5 separate regions of the Homo sapiens genome follow, and all the other regions are linked to region 2. A link is an interaction called in ENCODE POLR2A ChIA-PET data of the cell type or tissue named here. Cell type or tissue: MCF 10A. All regions are shown on one strand. Each heading gives the region's core, and the rest is flanking DNA. Links, peaks and the distances in the headings are about the cores only.

Evidence for each region. Peaks named below come from ENCODE experiments on the same cell type or tissue, not always from the same donor. Only the 100,000 strongest peaks of a DNase experiment are listed, where the experiment ranks them.
Region 1: POLR2A ChIA-PET joins it to region 2 with 14 read pairs; 4 of 35 experiments call an interaction of 5 or more read pairs at or near these places.
Region 3: POLR2A ChIA-PET joins it to region 2 with 39 read pairs; 2 of 35 experiments call an interaction of 5 or more read pairs at or near these places.
Region 4: POLR2A ChIA-PET joins it to region 2 with 10 read pairs; 2 of 35 experiments call an interaction of 5 or more read pairs at or near these places.
Region 5: POLR2A ChIA-PET joins it to region 2 with 13 read pairs; 6 of 35 experiments call an interaction of 5 or more read pairs at or near these places.

The regions. Positions count from the first base shown.
Region 1 is chr13:45,160,947-45,165,726 of GRCh38, forward strand. The region is part of intron 4 of GTF2F2 (general transcription factor IIF subunit 2); the gene reads left to right. Among named protein-coding and RNA genes, the nearest start is that of KCTD4, 38 kb to the right of the region's middle. In MCF 10A, for the core only: no CTCF peak of the experiment used is centred there; a DNase peak (open chromatin) is centred at 2,055.
Region 2 is chr13:45,053,261-45,058,040 of GRCh38, forward strand. LOC107984596 (a long non-coding RNA gene) reads left to right here. Exons shown (of 3, transcript XR_001749861.1): 2 at 1,023-1,378. Among named protein-coding and RNA genes, the nearest start is that of GTF2F2, 65 kb to the right of the region's middle. RefSeq lists enhancers at 2,225-3,424, 3,154-3,448. In MCF 10A, for the core only: no CTCF peak of the experiment used is centred there; DNase peaks (open chromatin) are centred at 2,481 and 3,251.
Region 3 is chr13:45,192,331-45,197,110 of GRCh38, forward strand. The region is part of intron 4 of GTF2F2 (general transcription factor IIF subunit 2); the gene reads left to right. It overlaps KCTD4 (potassium channel tetramerization domain containing 4), which reads right to left. Exons shown (of 2, transcript NM_198404.3): 2 at 523-2,424. The coding sequence starts at 2,237. The coding sequence ends at 1,458. Among named protein-coding and RNA genes, the nearest start is that of KCTD4, 6.3 kb to the right of the region's middle. In MCF 10A, for the core only: a CTCF peak has its summit at 2,401; DNase peaks (open chromatin) are centred at 1,911 and 2,381.
Region 4 is chr13:45,203,727-45,208,506 of GRCh38, forward strand. It overlaps GTF2F2 (general transcription factor IIF subunit 2), which reads left to right. Exons shown (of 8, transcript NM_004128.3): 5 at 3,698-3,779. LOC124903168 (a long non-coding RNA gene) reads right to left here. Exons shown (of 3, transcript XR_007063780.1): 3 at 4,754-4,780. Among named protein-coding and RNA genes, the nearest start is that of KCTD4, 5.1 kb to the left of the region's middle. In MCF 10A, for the core only: no CTCF peak of the experiment used is centred there; DNase peaks (open chromatin) are centred at 2,775 and 3,465.
Region 5 is chr13:45,237,508-45,242,287 of GRCh38, forward strand. All of the region lies in intron 5 of GTF2F2 (general transcription factor IIF subunit 2), which reads left to right. The region is part of intron 1 of LOC105370190 (a long non-coding RNA gene); the gene reads right to left. Among named protein-coding and RNA genes, the nearest start is that of KCTD4, 39 kb to the left of the region's middle. In MCF 10A, for the core only: a CTCF peak has its summit at 2,865; a DNase peak (open chromatin) is centred at 2,084.

The DNA of each region.
Region 1 (4,780 bases), core at 466-4,465, 110 kb after region 2:
TGAGGCAATCATCTTATGTTAGTGTCCAGCAGAAGCATTTCATGTGCATTTGCCATTTGGTGTCACAGAATGTTAAAGGATGCATACTCAAGGGTTGAAATTTAATAAAAACAGTTTTTACTGTTCATCAAGGACATTGTGAAGTGAAACAGACTTTTTAAAAAATTGCAAGTGCTAGGTGGTGAAGAATACACCTAGCACTTTAGTGTAGTAGCAAAACAGTGATACAGTTTTGGTACCATTTGGCCTCAATTTGTGGTGGTACCAGTAGCCTTACCCACCGTTGCTTTTGCACTATTGGCAAATATCAACACAGTGAAAAAGGTAATTAAATATTTTAAGAAAATATTTTGACCTTGTGGACACCCAAATGATCTTGAGGACCCCTGGGGATTTATAGACCATACTTTGAAGAATGCTAATTTAGTGTGTGGTAGTGTGAAAAGATTGCAAGCTCCATTTTAAAATACCTGGTGAAGTGTTGATCACTTTTTATTGGGATGGCCTACCTAATAGAGACACTCCTCCCCCCAGTGCTTCTTAGGGGAACCTCATGCGTAACACTGAATTGCATGCCTGTTTCAGTGTTTATTGTTGGTTTTAAGAATACAGGGGCCGGGCACCGTGGCTCAGGCCTGTAATCCCAGCAGGTTGGGAGGCCAAGGTGGGCAGATCACCTGAGGTCAGGAGTTCAAGACCAGCCTGGCCAACATGGTGAAACGCCGTCCCTACCAAAAATACAAAAAATTAGCCAGCTGTGGTGGTGAGTGCCTGTAATCCCGCCTATTCGGGAGGCTGAGGCAGGAGAATCACTTGAACCCAGGAGGCAGAGGTTGCAGTGAGCCGAGATCATGCCATTGCACTCCAGCCTGGGCAACAAGAGCGAAACTCTGTCTCAAAAAGAAAAAATGAATACAGTACATATTTTTTTAACCAGATTTGAACCACTTTTAAACTATTTCTTTTAGGTATAGTTTACACTTTTAGGTATTTATTCCACTTCTGTTGGTGGATAACCTGTCTTAATAAATCTGTATTAAATAAGATAGTAAATACAACCTGTCTTTGTATTTACTATCTTATTTAATTCTCCTCACAACTCCACGAGGGAGGGACTTTTAAAAAATCTTCATTTTGCAGATGATATGACAGAAGCTCTAAGAGATTGTGTGACTAGCCCCTATTTCCTGATATTTAGAAATATATGTTAAAACAGTCTCTTTAAGTAGGTAATAGAAATCCTGCTAGGTCTGCCTGGATAGATGCTCTGTGGTGACTCCAGCTTGTCTCTTTCATCACTGCATTTCACAGGGCAGCCATCTTCAAGTCCCATTCACTTTGGCAGCTAGTGGTTCTTTCTCACTCCGCTAGTAAAGGCCCTATGGAAGGAGTAAGGAAGCTCTGTTTTTTGCTTACTCCTTTGAGTAACAGCCTTGCCACTGAACATTTGGAATCATACCAGCTTCTGACAATCTTATACTTGTGAGGAGGAACAAACAGGAACAAAAATATATGAGTTTAGTGTTTATTTCCTGAACTGCCACCAAGGTTGTGACTGACTGCAGAGATTTAGTTTTGTATTTTACTGCCAACTGCCTGAGCCAGGTCTGCTCTCTGAAAAGTTAAACCTAATAGCAGAAAATGTTCCTTTATTTAGTGGCCAGAAAGAGATTTGTAAAAGCAGTGTTTGCACTCTTCATATTCAGGTATTCATGCATAAATATGTGGTAGCTTTAATAATCTGAGGTTGGGATGAGGAGGATTAAAAGAAACCGCAGTGTAGGATAATATTAAGGTTTGGAATCACAAACTTATTAAAACTTATGATTTACTCTCCAGTTTTTAATTGTGAAATATTTCAAACCTACAGAAAAGTATAGTGAATAGTTTAACCTATGCCTAACAGCTGTATTTCATAAGTGTTGACATTTGCCATATTTCTTTAAAGCTAGAAAACATTTTAGATTTCTCCCCACCCCCCACCCCCTAACCCTTACCTCACTTGCTAGAGGTAACTGTTGTCCTGGAGTTGGCGTGTATTATTGTGACTCATTATGACTAGTCTGCAATTCTCAAAACAAAATCTTTATAGTTTAACTGGTGGAAACTAACCAAGTTCCTTGGAGATGTGTTAGGCAATGTGCTCCAAATTTCTAACAATTGTGGAAGTCCAGTGTTTAGCTTGAGTAGAGATTTTTTTGTGTCATACCTGGAGAAAATGACAGGCTATACAAACATATTTCTCTTCTTCCTTTTGATTTTCTGTAGCTTCCAGTTTATAAAGTCGGTTCTTTGTTTTGATTCATTGTATACTTAAGATCTTAGGAAGAACTTGGTTTCTTTGTAAAACCAAACCTAACTTAGTAAAATCAATTAAAATGTAAATTACTTCAGCGTGGGCAACATGGTGATTCCCCATCTCTACTAAAAATAAAAAAAATTAGCCAGGCATGGTGGCGCACGCTTGTAGCACCAGCTGTTCTGGAGGCTGAGGCAGGAGAATTGCTTGAACCCAGGAGGCGGAGGTTGCAGTGAGCCGAGATAGCGCCACTGCACTCCAGCCTGGGCGACAGAGTGAGACTCTGTCTCAAAAAAAAAGAAAAAAAGTAAATTACTTAGTCGCGGTATTAAAACTAAGTAATTGAAACAATTGTAATTTTAAAATACTTTAATTTTAAAAATTTCATTTCCTTTGGCTTTTTCAAATAACATTGCCACTATTTTTAAAAACCTCATTCAAGGTTATAGTAGCATGATTTTTTCTCTAGTTCTTTGAGCATAAGGGTACCATTATCAAAATTTAAAGTGTAAAAAATGCCATGTAACTGATTTTTCCCTCTGCAGTATAGCATTACATTATAAAAACAGAGACAGGTTATTTGGTTGCCTTTGTATTTTTATCACTTAGAAATGTAGTCTATTGAGGGCTGGATGTGGTGGCTCACGCCTGTAATCTCAGCACTTTGGGAGGCCAAGGTGGGCAGATCACTTAAGGCCAGGAGTTTGAGATCAGCCTGGCTGACCTGACGAAACCCCGTCTCTACTGAAAATACAAAAATTAGCCAAGTGTGGTGGTGCGCATCTATAATCCCAGCTCCTCAGCACACATCTGTAATTCCAGCCAGGAGTTCAAGACCAGCCCGGCCAACTTGGCGAAACCCCGTCTCTACTAAAAATACAAAAATTAGTCCAGCGTGGTGGCAGACACCTGTAATCTCAGCTACTTGGGAGGCTGAGGCACGAGAATCACTTGAACCCAGGAAGTGGAGGTTGCAGCGAGCCAGGATTGTGCTACTGCACTCCAGCCTGGGCAACACAGTGAGACAGTCTCAAAAAAAAAAAAAGAGAAAGGTAGTCTGTTGATATGGTGATGGCACTAGTATAGTAATTCCCTTGGAACAAAGAAGAAAAGAAGGTAAGACTTTAAAACTGACCTATTTTTTTAAAAAGCAATAAAACATGTCGATTTACTGAAGGTTTTCAAGTAAAGAAGTAGCAGCCCTAGTGGCCAGGTAGTGGCTCATGCCTGTAACCCCAGCACTTTGGGAGGCCAGGGTGAGTGGACTGCTTGAGCCCAGAAGTTAGAGACCAGCCTGGACAAAAGAGTGAAACCCTATCTCCACAAAAGATAGCTGGGTATGGTGGCATGCACCTGTAGTCTCAGCTATTTTGGAGGCTCAGGTGGGAGGATCACCTGTGCCTGGGATGTTGAGGCTACAGTGAGTACAGTGATTGTGCCACTGCACTCCAGTGTCAGTGACAGAGTGAGACCCTGTCTGGAAAAAAAAAATAGTAGTTCCTTCTCCCTCAGCATTACTAGTGTCACTTTTGGGGTACCCAGTGCTGGTAAAAAGGCTATACAACAAAAAGTTGCATCACAGCAGAATGGGAAGGGTTACCAAAAAATGGATTAGAGACCTACACTTGAACTGTGTTCTTGATTACGTTGGTTCTGATACAAAGTGCCTAGAACCATTTTACATTCTCATAACTATTTGTTTGGAAGAATTGAAGGAAGTTTTAATTATGGCATATAGATACACAATGTTTACATCTTTATTAAGCAATGATCTTGTTACGCTATAGCTGCTATAGCTGTTTTATTAAGCGGACAGATATAGGTAACCTGTTGAGCACTTATTTTATTTGCTATGATGAGCACTTACACAGTGTGGATGCAGAATCAATTTGTGAGGTACTAGGCAACATTAAGAAATAAAGAGAAATAGAATGGAAAAAATATATATAGATATCTATATATTCATATATATGTGGAATAGAATGGAAAAAACGGAGAAATAGAATGGAAAAAATGTATATTTATATATAATATATACCCATTATCCATTAGATTTATATCTAAAATATATATATATATATATATATTTTTTTTTTCTTTGAGACAAAGTCTTGCTCTATCGCCCAGGCTAGAGTATAGTAGCACAATCTCAGCTTAATTTAATTCTTTAAGTTCAAATTTAAAGATTCATATACAGTAAAGAGAAAAATGAAGTATAAAATTGAAGTGTGACCGATTTCTCAGCTGTATATTAGTAGAGAAGATTTACTTGTAGGATTTTTCATCAGGAAAGAAAATAAACCTTTCTTTCCACTGCCCTCGCCCCCCCCCGCCGCCCGCTTTTAACCTTTTCATTCTGGAAAATTTCAAAACATATGCAAAAGTAGAGAAATAGTACAGTGAACTTCCATATACCTATCATTCATCTTCCTGTGAAGATGGCAAATAGTCATTCTTGTTTCAGCTATACCCCAGTCACTG
Region 2 (4,780 bases), core at 463-4,462:
TAGCTCACTGCAGCCTCAAACTCCTGGGCTTAATCAATCCTCCCACCTCAGCCTCCCAAACAGCTGGACCACAGGCTCGTGCCACTACACCCAGCTAATTAGCTTTAAAATTTTGTAGAGACAGAGGTCTCATTATGTGACGTAGGCTGGTCTTGAACTCCTGGCCTCAAGAGATCCTCCCACTTCACCCTCCCAAAGTATTGAGATTACAGGCATGGGCCACAGAAGTGACTAAATATTTAATACAATAATTTGGCCATCCATGTAGGTCACCTATGTCCATGTGTGTGTCTTATGCCCACCTTGCCCTCTGCTTCTCTCCCTAAGGGAGCATGGAAGATTATGGTTTTTATAACCTCATGATGGCCAAAAAGAGTTGGGGACTTCAAGAACATAGGCAGCATCTCTTTCCTTCATAGTGCCCCTGGCAGGGCTGGCATTTGAGGCTGAAATTCCATGGCTATCCTAGTCTAACTTAGCTTGACCTGGCCCAGGGGTGCTGCCTGGACTATGAACACTTACTGGGTCCCCTAACACAGTCAAGTCTGTCTGTGTTTCCCATTCAACCCTGGCTTGAGTGCTGTTCACTGCACAGTTCTTTGCTGTGGAACTACTGCTCCTCCATTATGTCAATCTCCTCAGCTAAACTCTAGATTTTATCTGTAACATACTGGCATCAAGGGAGGCTTTAAACAACTAACTCTCAGAGACTGTCCAAGATGAAATGGGTGCACCCGGGAGTCATTCGAAATACTTAAAAGCCAGTAAAGTACAAGCACCATACAATCAGCATGGAAACTGGTCCTTATGAATCAAAACTGGCTGCAACCTCCCCAAGTGGCTCTGTGAGTGCAGAATGGTACAGGGGCATCCTGTAAGAAGGCCCCTATCCTCCCCTGATTTACTGTATACTACCTGCTCTCCAGGCACGTTTCTGCCCACTCTGTTTTCCCATCTCACTCCTCTTGTTCTCTCCACAGTTCCTCACACCTCAAAAGGCTTTTATTTCATTTATCACTCAGTTTTTAGGTGCAAGGAACAGAACCGACGCTGCTGGACTTAAGGAGCAAAGGAATTTATCAGAAGGATATTGGATGGCTTGCAGGAACCTGAGAGGCCCAGAGCCAGGCACTGAGGCTCTGCAGCCAGGAACAATTGCCCACAAGAAAGCCTTAGAAACACTTCTGTGCTGGACCCCACAAGTTCCACCACTGACAACACGGGATCAATAATGCGGCTACGGTCACTGCCATCATCTGCTCTGTACCGCACCTGCTTCTTCCAAACCCCTGATTTCTCATCAATCAGGGTTAGGGAAGATGTCCCTGACTGGCCTGTGCCTTCAGTTGTGCTCAAGGAGCTGGAAAAGCAAGATCTGGTACTTTCTGATTCTCTAGTGGGAATGGGTTCTGCTCAAATAGAGAAAGGGGCTTTCAAGGTTGGCCTGTCAGTATGACTAGCACACTCTACTCTTCCCTCCTGGTTTATTTTCCCACTATAGATAGAGTGGTACTTATCTAGCTGTCCTAGCCTTAAGGGGTGGGAATGCCAGGTTTACAAATAAAAATACAGGTCAGGCACAGTGGCTCACGTCTGTAATCCCAGCACTTCGGGAGGCCAAGGCAGGCAGGTTGCTTGAGCTCAGGAGTTCGAGACCAACCTGGCCAATGTGATGAAACCCCATCTCTACTAAAAACACAAAAAATTAGCCAGGCATGGTGGCACACACCTGTGGTCCCAGCTACTTGGGAGGCTAAGGCACGAGAATTGCTTGAACCCAGGAGATGGAAGCTGCAGTGAGCTGAGATCGCGCCACTGCGCTCTAGCCTGGGCAACAGAGTGAGACTCCCTATCAAAAAAAAAAAAATACGAGATGCCCAGTTATATTTAAATAAACAGCAAATTTTTTAGTGTAATTATGTTCCATGCAATATTTGGAACATATTTATTCTAACAAATTATTCATTGTTTATCTAAAATTCACTGGGCATTCTGCATCTTCTCTGGCAGCTCGCCTTAGGAGTATCTTCTCTATGCTGCACTGCCTTTTCCTAAACTGAGCCAGGCCCCGGTTTCTGAGTGTGATAAAGATGCTGAAGTGCAAAATCCACCTTCAAGATGAAAGCCAGCTGCCTGATCCTGGTTTTGAGTGCCAAAAATTCGAAATTACCCAGTCTTTCTCTCGGCTTTCCTCCCATAACAGATGTGCATGTTCCCTAATCAGACAGACGCCTGGAGCCAGCTAAAGTACAGGTTGTGTCCTTGGGAAAGTGAAGGAGAAGCACATTAAAATTTAAAAAAACGATTACCCAGTTGCAATAACTAAAAGTAGAGTAAGTGGTGCAGAAAGATTTCATGAATTTTTATACTGGGCTCTCTCAAATTCCAGTACCTCAAGTTTCCTGTGACTCACACTTTACAGGGCTTTAATAGGTGGTGAAGCTATAAAGTAATGAAACTGATTTTCATGTGTTACCACACATACATGGAGATGAGTCAACAACTACTTTTGCTCTCACCTCCCACGTCCCAGGGTGGATCCATTACTCAATTGCCGATCTGTTCCTTTAATTCAAAAAGGCAAATGATTTTCAAAGCCACTGCATTTCAATATATTATAGACAAGATGCTAAAACTGTTTCCTAAGCTTTCTTAAAATTATAAATAACACAAACGAGGCACACAACTTTGCCAAATTCTTCTAAAGCAACCCACACAAAGACTTTACTCATTTACACAAGTCTTAGACGAGGAATAATTAGACCTTCTCAAACCAATGTCAGCTCTCTCTGGGCTGCCAGACAAACCACCGTGGGATGTTTCCAAGCCACAGAAAACAAATGGTATCTGTGAGAGCTGGTGCTCGTGCTGGAATATCTTTCACTAGCCAGGCTCCATTCCTTGGGAAGAAACCCCATCTATGCTTCTCCTTAAATTAAGCCTTTTTTCAATTCCTCAAACATGCCTTGTCCTTCCCATTTTGGGGCCTTTGTGCAGTGTTCCTCCTTCTGGAACCCTCTTCTTTGCTTCATCCAGTGACCTGTCAGATCTCCGCTCAAAATCATTTCCTCTGGAAAAAGTCAGTTCCCTAAACCTCCTCACCCCAAGCCCTGTGGCTGGATCAGGGCTCCCTGTTACATGCTTTCAGAGTTCATGCTGCCACTCCTTCTTAGGCTTATAAGGCTATTGTTGTGTGATTTGGGGATTAAGGCCAACTCCTGTCTTACTCAGTCATGGATGTTTTGGCTGGGTGGCTGCTTGTCCGAAACCCCATCTCCCAGCCTTCCTTGCAGCTAGGTGTGGCCTCGTGACTGGAATCTAGCCAATGACTGCATTCAACTTCTGAGTGTAGCACTTAGAAGGAAAGGAGGGGAGCCTCCTTTTTTCTGTTTCTCCCTTCAACAGCCTGAAGGCAAATGTAATGGTGAACTGATAAGGGACAGGACAGCAGAGGGACAAAGGGAGCCTGGGTGTCCATCACCATCAATCCACCAGACTAGCTCCACTCACTATCTGGATTGTGAACCTGAGAACTGCACGACTTTCCTGGTTTGGTGGTGGTGGTGGTTGTTATTGTTGTTTGGAGACGGAGTCTCTGTTGCCCAGGCTAGAGTGCAGTGGTGTGATCTCGGCTCACTGCAACCTCTGCCTCCCAGGTTCAAGCGATTCTCCTGCCTCAGCCTCCCAAGTAGCTGTGATTGCAGGCGCATGCCACCATGCCAGACTAAGTTTTGTTTTTTGTTTTGTTTTTTGAAACGGAGTTTCTCATCACCGAGGCTGGAGTGCAGTGACGCGATCTCAGCTCACTGCAACCTCCATCTCCTGGGTACAAGTGATTCTCCTGCCTCAGCCTCCCGAGTAGCTGGGATTACAGGTGCCTGCCACCACACAGGCTAGTTTTTCATATTTTTAGTAGAGATGGGTTTTTACCATGTTGGCCAGGCAGGTCTCGAACTCCTGACCTCAGGCAATCCACCCACCTCAGCCTCCCAAAATGCTGGGATTACAGGCGTGAGCCACCACACCCAGCCTAAGTTTTGTATTTTTAGTAGAGATAGGGTTTTGCCATGTTGGCCAGGCTGCTCTCAAACTCCTGGCCTCAAGTGATCCACCTGCCTCAGCATCCCAAAATGCTGGGATTACAGGTGTGAGGCACCATGCCTGGCCATGACTTTCCTGTTTAAGCCACCGTACTGAGTCTCATGAAAGTAGCCTGTATCTAGCAAATGCAGATTGGAACCCAGAGCCACTTGATCTCAGAATCCAAGCTCTGAATGACCACCACATGATGTTTTCCACACCATGGGCCTCTTCTCTATTATACATGTTACAATACATCTTAACATTTCACAGATCATATAGCAGACCACTTTGATGAACGTGGGGCTCACTTCCTGGATCTGTACTAGATCCCAGAGTGAATATGGTGCCCTCCAATTCATGCAATTCTCCTGCCTCAGCCTCCCAAGTAGCTGGGATTACAGGCATGCACCACCACACCTGGCTAATTTTTTGTACTTTTAGTAGAGACAGGGTTTCACCATGTCGGCCAGGCTGGTCTTGAACTCCTAACCTCAAGTGATTCACCCACCTCGACCTTCCAAAGTGCTGGGATTACAGGTGTGAGCCACTGTACCCAGCCACGTTGTATGTTTGCCATACTTTTTCCTTCTCACTCAATTTCCATCTATGTTTTTAAACCCCTGAGAGTCTCTGATAAGGTCCTCAGGACCACCTTTGTTTCTATTATTATTAATAAGTAACTTGGTTCCCAGCGTGC
Region 3 (4,780 bases), core at 395-4,394, 140 kb after region 2:
CAGCCAACTTTTACATTACATTAGATGTTATAACTAGAAGTCAGTTATAGTTCTGGAAATGAACATTAGCTTTACTTATTCTAAGTTTTTATGAGTCATCAAACTTTTGGCATATATGCTAATTTATGTAACCTCAGTCAAGATTTTCAGACATCTTCTTGAGATTATTAAAATTAAGATTTAGTTACCAGATTTAATCGTTTAATTTTAAAAGAGCAAATTTAAATATATTTTGTTCTTAGAAGTTAAAGAACAAGTGAAATGATTTAGCTGTCCTTTGCAGGGGGAAAATACACTCATTTAAAGTTAAGTTTGTAGACTACTTCATTGAAACGGCCATACATAAAACGTAATTTTTAAAAATAATTTTTTGTTTGGCATGAAGTAATGTTAACTCACTGAGTCTGAGATTTAGCATCCAAAAAGGTATTGAAAACAATCAAAGTTCTTTCATAAGAATAATGTTTAGTGATGTTCATTTAATATTTTTGAGCTTGAAAAATGAACAGATACTTAGGATGATTCTGAAAATGAACTCCTTTATTATTCTAATAACAGATACTCTATTGAGACTAAGTTACCCATGCTTTGTGGGAACTCAGCCTGCAAAGAATTGAATTTGCTGGTTTTTGTCACTTCCAGGACCAGCCAGGGTTCCTGTAGCCTGCCGGTTGACATCAATGCATAATTTTATGCAAAATCATCAAGTGGTACTGTTTGCTTTTAAAGTGACCTGTAACTTTTTATTATAATCATTAATACAATCAAAGAAGGTAGCAGTGCTTTTATTTACTTTTTATTGTCATCAAGCAGTTTTCTAGGAATTTTCAGCAAAATACCAATTCAGCTATAAGTCTAATATGAAACACAGGAACTGTGAATATAAGCTTTTGGTGCTTGCTATGGAAAAATCAAATCAATAGCTTTAATGTCTTCTTACAATCTCATTTTGTTTCACTATAGCTCTGTTTTAGTTAGATCTGCACATCTGTTTTGCTCCAGGTAGTTAATTTTGCCAGTTCAGTTTCTCTGTAGATTTTTGCCATAGTAGAAAAGGATTTTAAATATTAATAGCCCCTTAAAATATTTTATTACCATTTACTTAAATGAACGATAGATAATGTACATGCTTTCTTTTTTGTGCAAATACCCAAGACAATCTGAATTGAAAGACAGCTTAAGGACAAATAAATAGCAAAAGCTTTCAGTCTTTATTTACAGTATATAGAAGGTTACTGTTTTCATTTTAGGTGGAAGAGTCTGATCAGTAGGAACACCCCAGAGGAAGGACATCTTTAGCGATAGAATTTACATACCGTTAGCTCACAGTAATTGATTAGTAGCAGGGCTCTGTAGTACAGAGCTAGCTGGGCATGTTATTTGGGATGTCTTTGATGCTGTGGTTTTCCGAAGCTTGCTGGCTGCATGCTTGTTGCCTTTGTTCGTGACACAGGTAATTACTTGATAAAATGAAGTGCATCGCTGTGAACAATTGACCCTTTGGAACAATCCAGGCTGGTCAGCAGTCTAAAGCCACACTTTAAAGCCATCATGATAGCCTCAAACTTAAGAGTTTCCAAGGTACAGACAAAGGTGTTGTCTTCCTTTAGTACAAGTCGAGTGCCATTTTCAGACTTTATGAAGTATTTAAATTGGATGATATTTGACGATATTGAAAACTCCTCTGGAAATCCATCCAGCCTGCTTTTGGACACCAGAACAATGCGAGACTTTATTTTTGATATGAAATCAGGAGCATTACAGAAGATTCTTAATCCTTGTGAACGATCGTGGTTATCTGTTATTTCCAAGAAAGTAGTCTCTCTGGGTGTTAGCTGTTCTTTCTCCCACCTGGATTTCACTTCCTCTGCCAGTCCCTTGAGCTGAAAGAATTCTGCTTCTTGTGCAAGAAGTTGATTTTCTCGAAACCCTTCGGGCAATAGAAGTTCTCCATTTCGTAGGAAGTTTAGGACATGCCTGAAGAGGAGACCATCCCTGTCTATGAAATAATGACCATCAGCATCAAACGGGCAGAGGATTTTTCCATTTACTATACCTTCAAGGAAAGTGTCTGGGTACTTGGTCAGTGTTTGTTTTTGAGTAATGTATAAATATCCACCAACGTTGAGGGTCATCAGTGTGGATTTGCAGTTCTTTCCTTGATCAGTATCTTCCAGGCTGTTGTGTTTCCCTTCATACTCCTTTTCTTTTTCTCTTCTGTTTATTTTACGCTCCATTTTTTGAAGATGCTATTTCAGCTTGTTCTTCTTGGCTTTGAGATTTTTTAAAAAGAGACACTACCACACAAGCACGCCTTTATTCAGCCCCAGCCTGGTGATGGAATGGAAACGCTGGCAGCATCGCCTGCGCTGTCAGCTCGGTTTTGCAGTAGGTGGCGTATCAGCCTATGTATGCAGGAGCTTTCTGGAGTAAGACGGAAAAGAGAATTTGCATTTAACTGTATCAGGGAAGGGATTTGTTGTGAAAGGATTTTCATGTCTATCCTTTGAAGTAATAAGAGTTACTCAGAATAAATTGAATTTCCTCTTGTCAGTTAAGCAGATCCAAATGTTTAATTCTTCATCCAAATGTGAATGTTTAACTATTTCTAAATGCCTAAGTTATTTTTTAATCAGGCAGGCTTAATGTTGAATAATATTGTCATCTTTTGGAAAATAATGTATATTGATTTAGTGTCATCTTTTTAAAGTAAATTTAAGTAGGAAACATAAGGTGAAAATTCTAGGTGTATACAATTTTCTTTCCCGGAAAAAGTCACACATTTCAAAGTATTGTAGTCATTTTTGAGACACAAATAAGAATACTTAACCTGCTACTTGTGACACTGCACTTGAATTTAATTGGATTTGCATATGATTCTGATTTGGAGATCTATGTTAAAGGATGTTAAGAATTTTTTTTATTTTTTATTTTTTATTATTTTATTTACCCTAAAAGTAAAAAAAAAATCAAATAGGCTTTACAGTAATCACTTAATTTTTTTGCTTAAGATTTTCTGTGGAAAATTCATGAACTTGTTTCACTCGGAGCCTGCTTCTGTGCTGAACAAAGACTTGGACAATTATAGAAAATACTGTGACTGTGTATGTGCATGCATGTATATACCGTAGGAAGATAGGAGAAAGATCTAGATTCAGAATACCTACTACAAAATAGTGTCATGGGTAAGTTAGTTTCTTGTTTGTTTGTTTGTTTGTTTCACAGTGGGCAAAATAAATCACCAAAGCCTAACCTTGTTTTTCAACTTGGGAGCTGGAACAGTGTGAATGATGTCACCCTCCACTTCTCACATCTTTTTCCTCTTTCCCCTATAACTTCCCTTCCAAAGCAATTTAGGGTTCTGAGGTTTCACTTCTAGCATTTAAAGGCTCAGTGGTAAGAAATGTAAACATTGTCCCCAGTACACTATTATTTGGCCTATCTGCTAAATTATTCTGGGAAACTACATTGTTTTTTGTTGTAGTTTTAGTTTTTAATTTATTTTTGTAGAGACAAGTTTTTGCCATGTTGCCCAGACGGGTCTCAAACTCCTGGATTCAGGTGATCTGCCCACCTCAGCCTCCCAGAGTGCTGGGATTACAGGCATGAGCTACTGCGCTGGGCCACACTGTTAAAAGTTAGACTTTAGTTTATATTTCTCTTGCATTAAAAGTATTTTAAAATTATTTAACTGTATGTTGACATAGGAATATTGGAAGAGATTCTTCTAAAATGCATACTTCTTATTTTCTTTAAACAATATTAGATTTTCAGGTATAAAAAATTATATTCTTATAGTGATCTTGAAGTTAACATTTATGTATTATTGAGATCAAAAGTTCGTTGAAATCGAACTAGAAAACTAAGGCATAATGTTTTTAGAGCTGTGTTTTTGCTTAGAGACTGTGAAATTCAACTTCCTCATTTCACCAAAGATAACATTGCATTCCAGAGAATTTTTAGTATTTTATCTAGGACTTCACAGCAAAGCCAACATTTTGACTAAAACGTCCTTTACTCCTGCAGCACTTAATAAGACTTACTCTTATATTCTGACAATCTCATGTTTGTCTTGATTTTGCTTTTTTAGATTAAGTCTTTTCTGTCAATACAACTTTTTAAGAAATACTGAATAGATTTTGAGGGAGAAGGGATACAACTCTGGAAGTACATTCATGGAATTCTTGTGTTACCATTACAAATAGTCACTGCACATGAGTAGCATCATATAATAGCAAAATCAAAAAGGCATAACAATTTCATTTATAGGTATAGTCCTCTTTTTTTGAACTTTATAGGATACCAGAATTAGTACAACATAACTGTAGTATAGTGATGGAGACTGTGCTAGCATGTTCTTGTTTAAATAAAGTGATGTGGATAGATACTATGTACTCTGGGTCTGCTTCCTTACACCCTGTTTGGCCTGTCTATAGATGTCTTCATGGGAAGCCCCAATGCTGTTGCTGTTGGAGGATAGGCTTCCATGAGGTGATGAGAAGGCAGGAGTGAGTCAGGACAGCTGGAAGTGGGACTGCTGACCTTCAGTCATCACCCCAGGGCCACCTTACACTTCCTAGCTCACTCACTTTTGGTTTCTCCTGCCAGGTTTTCAAAACCACTGATGAGTGCTCGTTTCTGCAGGCTTGCCTGAACAGACTCTGAACCATTCCATCTTGTGCCTCTTCTCCTTGATTGTTTTTTCTCACTCTAGACTTCACTCTGGTGTTCTTCTGCAAAGTTGACATGTGTGATTTCTTTGCCACCCATGGCCTGGCAA
Region 4 (4,780 bases), core at 406-4,405, 150 kb after region 2:
ATTAACCTATTACCCACTAGTATATAGTGACTGTGGGCATCTGTCGCTATATTTAATAGCAGGCAGTTGAGAGCCTTTGTTAATCTAGAGGTGAGTTAAGTAGAGGTGTATCAAAAGTGCTTCTGGTGTATTAAGATGATTTATGTACCTGTCTTATCCTACGAGACCAGCAGCTCTCGAAATGTGGTCTGGGAACCACTGGGCAGAGGGGTCCCCGAGATCCTTTCAAGGGATCAATGATGTCAAGACCATTTCTATAATAATGCTAATGGCTTTTTTTTATTTTTTCACTCTCATTCTCTAGAAATTTCTTAATTTTAGTTTCTAATATGGTAGATATCAGCAGTTAAAACTTATAAACAGGTTTTTTGGGAGTCTATACATTTTTCCTTTTAAAAACATTTAAATTTAGGTTTTTTAAGCTTATTTTTAATTGACAAGTAAAATTTGTGTATATTTATGGTATATAACGTGATGTTTTGATATATGTATATGTGTGGAATGGCTAAATCAAGCTATTCATATCTATACTTTTTAACTAATACATGCCACAGAACGTTTAAGAAAGTCTACGCTCCTTGAGGGTAGGAGCCGTGTTTCATTTGTTATTCCTGATGTGCTCTTGCATTGTCTTTTACATAGTAGGCACTCAGTAAATAGTTAAGAAATGTGTGAGAATAAAATGAATTATTTTTCAAGTATTTATGGTCTTTTAAACTGGGTCAACAAACTAGCTTTAAGTAAAGGTTTCTATATTAATGAATAGGATCTATAATTAACAGCAGTAATGTGCAAGTGGGTGCTTTTAAATACTTTTAAAATAAAATTTAATACCTTTCCTTTGAAATCTTAAGCAGTATTTTGAAAAAGACAAGAAGTGTGGTTTAGTGGAAAGAATATGAGAATGTGTTCCTATGAGGCTTTAAAAAGAGAGCAGGCAAATCATGCCTAGGGGGCTGCATCAGGAGTAAATTGGCCTTTTAAAAATGTATTTAAGAAGAGAAGGGGAGAAAGGAAGTGAACAGAGATGTCAGGTTACTTAGGAACATCCAGTGGATGGGAAAATTCGTTGCTGATGAAGACTTTTCCATTCACTTTGAGTAGCATTTGGAAGCTATTTTAGGTTTGAAAAGAAGATATGATAGAAAATTATGGTTTGAGAAAGTAAATGTTATTGCTCTGTGTGAGTGACCTTGACTGAAGAATAGTGAGGAGATTGGTGGCCAAGTTGTAATGGGCAGTTGCTGTGGACCTGATTTCTACCCTTGAGCTGTCATATGGAGAAGGTTGATAGCACAAACCTTTAACTGAAAGTTAAATTCAGCCTGTCCACCTGGAGTAGGTACTGCTAAATAAGTGGGGAGCATTCACTTAGTAAAAGGTAGCTATATTAGTCCATTTTCACACTGCTATAAAGAAATGCCTGAGACTGGGTAGTTTATAAAGGAAACAGGTTTAATTGACTCACGGTTCCGCATACCTGAGGAGACCTCAGGAAACTTACATTCATGGTGGAAAGCAAAGGGGAAGCAGGCACCAAGGTGGCAGGAGGGAGAAGTGAGAGCACAGGAAAAAGCTGCCAGTGAGAACTCACTCATTATCACGAGAACAGCATAGGGGGAACTGCCCCATGATCCAGTCACTTCCCTCCCTTGACACGTGGGGATTATAATTTGAGATGAGATTTGGCTGGGGACACAGAGCCAGACCATATCAGTAGCTCTTTTAGTTGCAACATTAATAAACGTGGATATGTGACTAAATTATTTGCAGGGATAGTAGTCTAGATTTATTTTATTTATTTAGTTTTTTGAGACGGAGTCTTGCTCTGTTGCCAGGCTGGAGTGCAGTGGCACTATCTTGGCTCACTGCAACCTTTGCCTCCTGGGTTCAAGCGATTCCCTTGCCTCAGCCTCCTGAGTAGCTGGGACCACAGGTGTGTGCCACCATGCCTGGCTAATTTTTTATATTTTAGTAGAGACAGGGTTTCACCATGTTGGCCAGCATGGTCTCGATCTCCTGACCTCATGATCTGCCTGCCTCGGCCTCCCAAAGTGCTGGGATTATAGCTGTGAGCCACCGTGGCCGACCTAGATTTATTTTTTTAAAGGATTAATTGTCTTCCTTTATTGGACTTTCCTTATGCATTTAAGACATTTGATATATCAGATTTTCCCAAATCTTGCTATTGTTGTGACGACTAAAGAATTTTTCTTGATAGAACTTTCAGCTTCAGCAAGAGCCAAACTTGAATATAAGCTTTTTGCTTTAAGAAAATTCAAATTTTAATTTTATTAAAGACTTTAATGAGAGGAAATTATTTTTAGAATTTAAACTTTATTATAAAATAATAACGGCTTTTAAAATATTTTCTTCCTGCCATATTTTGGTATAAGGTAGTCATGCTTCTCATCATTGCTTTTTCTGCATCTTCTTGAGATTTGTTGCATATGTTGCATTAAGGGACCCTGGATACATTGATTATATACGGTGTGCTTGTAATTAGTTCGTACAGAGTCTCCTAGATTTTGGAGACATCCAAAGATCACTAAAAAAAGATTTTTTAGTATAAATATGTAGGCATGGTTCTATACACTTTCTGCATTTTGATCAATTTATCTGTCTCCCCCAGTGAACTGTATGCTTCTTGAAAACAGTACTGTGTCTTAATCATCTTGATTCCACAATGCCTAGATGGGGCCTTTTGCATAGCAGACATTTTGCTAATGTTAGTGGAATGAAGTAATTCTCTCTGAAAAGATGAATCATAAATGCACTACTCATGAGCCAGGGAATTTCCTGAGTCTTTTCTTAAAACCCAGGTGAATTCTTGTGGAAATATGACTGTTTCTAACCACAGTCATACATTTCCAGGGTATAAAGCTGGTACCATTATGAGACATTTATATGTGTATTATACAATAAGGTAAGGTCTGTCAAGTGACCACACCACAATGCTTGGTGGCCAGTAGGCACACAATAGATGCTAGCCTTTGTTTCCTTTTTCTGATTCTCCTAGGTTTTATGTCAGAGTCACTATAAGAATTACTAAGGATAGGGGAAATTGCCTTTCTGTTTGGACAAATATTCATAGCAGTTAAAGATTCTGTTTTGACATGCCCAGATTTAGAATTCTGCAGGAAAACAGAAGTCAGAGCAGCTGGCAGGCTGAACTGGTACACAATATAACCCAGACAGTAGACCTGCCCAGTGTCACAGTATTTTCTGGGCTGGCTGTTTTAGTCACAAGGTACTTGAGAATTTTATTCACATACACAAACACACACACACACACACACACACACACACACACACACGGTCTTTGATTTAGTGGTTTAGACTAGCTGTGTTTTCAGAAGTTACTTCTTTGTCAAAGACGATAGCCTTTATACTCTTTAATTTGATTTTATGCCCTTTTAAGCTACCTTATTTAGAAGGAGCAGAGTGTATAAAAGCTGTTCCTGGCAAAGGGCCACAGCAGCCTAATAAACAAATCTGACAGGAGCCCAGTTTGTTACTAAGCCAAGAATAAGGCTTCTCTCTGTTCTGACCAGTGAGATTCCTGAAACTTAACTATTTTTTCTTGATTTTTGATATTAATTATATTTGATTGTCATATTACTGTGTTTAGTGTGTCAAAATACAGTCTTGAAAATGATAAGTATTATCTCTGAATCCTTTTTTTTTTCCATTCAAGATAAGCTGTCATTGGAAGGAATAGTGGTACAAAGAGCTGAATGCCGACCAGCTGCCAGTGAAAACTACATGCGATTAAAAAGGTTGGTGTTTTGTAACTCCAGAATGATACCTGATATTTCCCTTTGGGGATTGAGATACGTGTGTTATATCGCCTATTGACTGCATTAAAACTGTGGTTATTGTTGAGTGTTTGCTTCAAAAGCTGTTTGGTTTTAAAAGCAAGTAAGAGTTTCTTTGGCACTAAAGAAATTTCAGTATCTGGGCTGTTTATTTGAGGTATTTTAAGCTACTTTGTTAATACATCCTGGAATCAAAGTTTTTAAACTACATTTTCTAGTTGTCTTTATAAATTTTGATTCTTTAAAGACATGTATAAGATCTTTGTAATATTTTATTTTCCAGGGCTGTAATTTTTCCATAATAAATATGTATCCGAAATACTGTAACTGGGCCAGGCATGGTGGCACATGCCTGTAATCCCAGCACTTTGGGAGGCTGAGGTAGGTGGACCATTCAAGCCCAGGAGTTTGAGACCAACCTGGGCAACATGGTGATATCCTATCTCTACAAAAAGATAGAAAAATTAGCTGGGCGTGGCTGAGGTGTGAGGATTGCTTGGGCCTGGGAAGTGAAGGCTGCAGTGAGCTGAGAGCATGCCACTGCACTCCAGCCTAGGTGACCCAGTGAGACCTTGTCTCAAAAAAAAAAAAAAAATTGTACTGTATAAAGCAAGTGTAGTTGCCAGAATATCGTCCTATTCTCTTGATCTATAGAGAAATTTTTATAAACATATATACTGTGTTAGAGAGTTTGTTTCAGGATCTTCCCCTGCCCCCTAAATTTTTATGTGGTTAACATTTTGTAATTAGTATTTAAAAATGCTGATTGTAAATTCTTGATACCCCAAATTTTATGACGTTCAAAGAGTCAGCAATTTTTTAAGCCCTGAGGAAATATATTATACCTGTTTCATAGTTTATTTTTAATGTGTTTTAGCCCCATGTGATTTAGAATTATACTTTTTTTGTTCATTCATTCAGTACTTACTGTCTGCCAGGTGCTTTCTTAGAAGTGAGAGAAA
Region 5 (4,780 bases), core at 236-4,235, 180 kb after region 2:
TGAATACATACTATGGGACAGGCCATTTACTAAGTGTTTTATAAAGGTTATCTCACTTATTTCTGTTATAATTCTCATTGTTTTCCATGAGAGCACCAAAGGACTAAAGAAGTTGAATAACTTGACCAAGGTCACACCTAGGGATGGACCTGTAACTTAAAATCAGAGCTTGGTTTCAGACCTGCCATACCATGGTACATTCTTTTACTCTAAGTATTATTTAAGGCTATTCTGTATGCCATGAATTTGCTTTAGTCTCTGATTTTTAATGCAAAGTTACTGGCATGGATCAAAAACAAAAGATACTTCATTTTTGCTCTCTTTAATATTGAGTTATAAACATTACTGGTTCTTCTGATAGAAAAGCTTTCATCCCCACTCCTGGGAACCATATCAAATTATTTAGGCACTTTATTTGGAGTTAGAGTTTGAAAAGGTTTCTGTTTGTTTGTTTGTTTGTTTTTGAGATGAAGTCTCACTCTGTAGCCCAGGCTGGAGTGCAGTGGCGTCATCTCAGCTCACCGCAACCTCTGCTTCCCAGGTACAAGCCATTCGCCTGCCTCAGCCTCCAGAGTAGCTGGGATTACAGGTGCACACCGCTGCACTCGGCTGATTTTTTGCATATTTAATAGAGAAGAGGTTTCACCATGTTGGCCAGGCTGGTCTTAAACTCCCAACCTCAGGTAACCCACTCACTTCAGCCTCCCAAACTGCTAGGATTACAGGCATGAGCCACCACGCCCGGCCTGAAAAGTTTTTAAAGAATGAAACTCAAGTATTTTCTCATTCATCATCCATTGGAGTTTAAGGTGATTTTATTTCTATCATGGAAAGAATAGCCACTTGGTCATGTATTGAGGAGTAATAAATGGTCCCTGATCAGCTCAACGTTTTTTCCCCTCATATATTTCTGCTTTATGCCTGTACTAAAATAGTGTCTAGAGTGCGTGATTAACAGGAAAAGCATTAGCAGTAAGTTTCTTCTATCACATGCTGTCCCTTATGCCTCCCCTCCCTCTTCCCACTCCCTTGTTCCTCTTCCCTGTCACACACACATTTATTTTGGAATCCGAACTTTCGAGATGAAAAGCAGTTTACTTTCATAAAGTAGCATGACACATCATGCCTGACTTGAAGTAAAGAAAAAAAAAAAATAGTCGGGTGCAGTGGCTCACGCCTGTAATCCCAGCACTTTGGGAGGCCGAGGCAGGCGGATCACCTGAGGTTGGGAGTTCGAGACCAGCCTGACCAACATGGAGAAACCTCGTCTCTACTAAAAATACAAAATTAGCCGGGTGTGGTGGCGCATGCCTGTAATCTCAGCTATTTGGGAGGCTGAGGCAGGAGAATCTCTTGAACCTGGGAGGCAAAGGTTGCGGTGAGCCGAGATGGCGCCATTGCACTCCAGTCTGGGCAATAAGAGCGAAATTCCATCTCGAAAAAAAAAAAAAAAGGAAAAAAAGGAAAAGAAAAATATATATTGCAGTGAATAAATTGAAAGTAATCAAAATGTATAATTATTTGGACAAAATCTCCAGGCAGTACAGTCTTAGGTATCTTGTTGCTCACAGATTCATGAGAAGCAGTTGTTAGGTGAGCTGCCTGCCTCCCTGGCCCCTCCCCAGTTTGGGCATCTGTGTGCTTGCTTGCAACCAGAGTGCTGGTGACTTAGAAGTAACGCCACTGCTTAAGGTAAAAGTATCCCCTGAACATACCTTCAAGTTCCAGATAAAGAGATTTCAAAAGGAAAGAATCTAAGAGATAAGGAAACTACGTAAGATAGTAGAAATGTTCTGATCATAAGTTAAGATATTTATATTTTGGACTGTTTAGTGGAAATCTTGTGTTGTCTAGCTAACAGAGGTAATATAGTGACTCTCTGGAATGCTGGTGATATACTCTTCCTAAAGAAGTGATAGTTAGGCAGTGGATTGACAGTCTTACAGTGTTTCTTTGAAAAACAGAAGTTGGGCAGTAATTTAAAAAAATAAAACAAGACAGGCACAAAAAGACTCCATTAGTCTGTCATCTATTTGACCTTACTCAACACATACCAAAAACTTGTGGGTGCTTGTTGTTTCTAACAGAAATCTTGGAGAAAACCAAGTCCAGTGTGAATCATCATTCCCTCACTGGGCATAGGCCCTTTCGGAACACATTTGAATCAGATGTATAAGAAATTACCCAAAACTGTAAGCTGCCGTATTTTTATGGCATATAATGGACATAGTGTGGACATTATATATTTTCTTAAATAGCTATAAATATTTTAAATTGGGATAGTATATATTTAATAAGCTTTAAAATATGCCTGCATTGCTTCATTATATCTAAGATGCAATTATGATACAGGTGATGAACACAAAACAAGGAATCTTGAATTTTTTCCCCCACTCTGCCCCTTACAAGCTTTATGGTCATGGGCATGTCACAATTCTGCCAGGACTTAATTAGGGATTTGAATTATATGAGAATATAGAAGAATTCAACTCAGTATTAAGTCTTTCACTAAGAGGGAGCTATTAGGTTGAATCTTATGAAGATGCTAGTTTTATATACCAAAAATGTTCCAATTTCTGTATTATGTAGAGGGATTTTTTTTTTTTTTTTTTTTTTTTTTAGTTCTTAGCCTGAACACCAACTGCCATGCACTCTCCTAAGAACAATCTAGGAGAGCCCATCAGCCAACTCATGGATTCACCTTAGGATGGGAGCATGGGGATGGAAGGGAAGGGAATTGCTTTTCCTTTCATAAGACTGTAGTCTTGATGCCAGTGGTTATTTCCCACTTGTGTCATGACTTTGCTGCTTCTAGTAATAACTCTTTGTTGCTGCTTTGTTTAAAACAAAAAACCCCTGGAATATAGATATATATAGATCAGGACAGCCAACTAGTGGCCTGGTGTAGCTAGTGTATGTTTTTTTGGTTTTGAAAGGGTTTTCTGTTGGTTTGGTTTGGTATGGGAGAATTGCTCATTTTAAAAATTGAATTAGTTAGCAATATTTGTTAAGTGATTTCACAGAAAATTATAATTACTGGCCGGGCAGAGTGGCTCACACCTGTAATCCCAGCACTTTGGGAGGCCAAGGTGGTTGGATCACCTGAGGTCAGGAGTTTGAGACCAGCCTGGCCAACATGGTGAAACCCTGTCTCTACCAAAAATACAAAAATTAGTCAGGCATGGTGGTGGGCGCCTGTAATCCCAGCTACTCAGGAGGCTGAAGCAGGAGAATCGCTTGAACCTGGGATGCGGAGGTTGCAGTGAGCTGAGATCGCACCGTTGTACTCCAGCCTGGGTGACAAGAGGAAAACTACCTCTCAAAAAAAGGAAAGAAAATTATAAATTCTTGTCTGAGCATGGTGGCTCATGCCTGTAATCCCAGCACTTTGGGAGGCCCAGGTGGGCGGATCACTTGAGCTCAGGGGTTTGAGACCAGCTGGGCAACATGGCAAAACCCTGTTATTACAAAAAAAAAAAAAAAAAATTAGAAAAAATTAGTCGGGTGTGGTGGCATGCATCTTTTATCCCAGCCACAAGGGCAGCTGAGGCAGGAGGATCAAATGAGCCCAGGAGGTTGAGGCTGCAGTGTGTCGTGATCATACCACAGACCACTGCACTCTCCAACCTGGGCAACAGAATGAGACCTTGCCTTAAAAAAAAGTAAATAAATATAAAATATATATATATATATATATATCTGCATTCTTAAATAGTTAGAAGATCTGATAATAAACACTGTGCCTACATTCCTACAGGGTGATAAACAGCTAGAGCTGAGTACTTGCTACCCACCTGGGGTGGAGCATATTCTCTATTTTCTGGTTCACTCTAGCCCCAGCTTCTCTCTCTTATGTTCTACTGCACTGGACAGGCCCCTGTAGACATTTGAGTTTGTGATTCTCTTCCACCATCCAATAGATTTTCTGCAATGGTAGAAGTGTGTTATATCTTTGTTGTCCAGTATGATAGCCACTAGCTACATGTGGCAATTAAGCACTTGAAATGTGGCTAGTGTCCTTGAGGAGGCGAATTCTTAATTTTATTTATTTTTAATTAATTTAAATAGACACGGCTAGTGGCTACCATATTGGACAGTTCAAGTCAATAATGGAGTATTTTCCTTTATTGGCTATTTCCTACAGAGTGAAAAGCAAGCCTTAATGCATTTTATATCTATTCTCTTAAATGCTGAATCTAAATGTTAGCATATATTACTGTAAGCCTTATGATTTGAAAACCAAATAACCCTCTCTGATGAAATGGAGCCTGAGACTTTTCTTCTTTTTTCCTCCTTATTTATTTATTCAACGCACTGGGTTTTACATGCCTGTTCTGGGCCCTAGGCATATGATCATGGTCCCTGTTTTCATGAAGCTTACAGATAATTAATAAATATTTGTAAGAGATGCTTGCCCAAGTAATTTAATATTTACTATCTGTAATCCCTTCAGTAGCCCTGCCAGATAAGGATATAATACATTTACTTGTTAATTCCAAGCCCTAAAATTTCCTCATTGCCACTTAGATTCACTTCTAATAGATTGACGTATACTTACTATTGCAGTCCTCTGAAAAGCATCTTACTCCCAAAATATTGAAACTTCCTATAAAGGTGCTGTTTTAAAGCTAGGCTTCTTCATATCTTTTTCATATTAGTAAATCAGCTCAACCCTCACCCTATTACTTCACCTGGCCTTTCTCCTGGCCTTCTGTCTGCCTTCCAAGCTGCGTCTTCTGCTGGCACTTCTTTTTTTTTTTTTTTTTTTTTTTTAACTTGA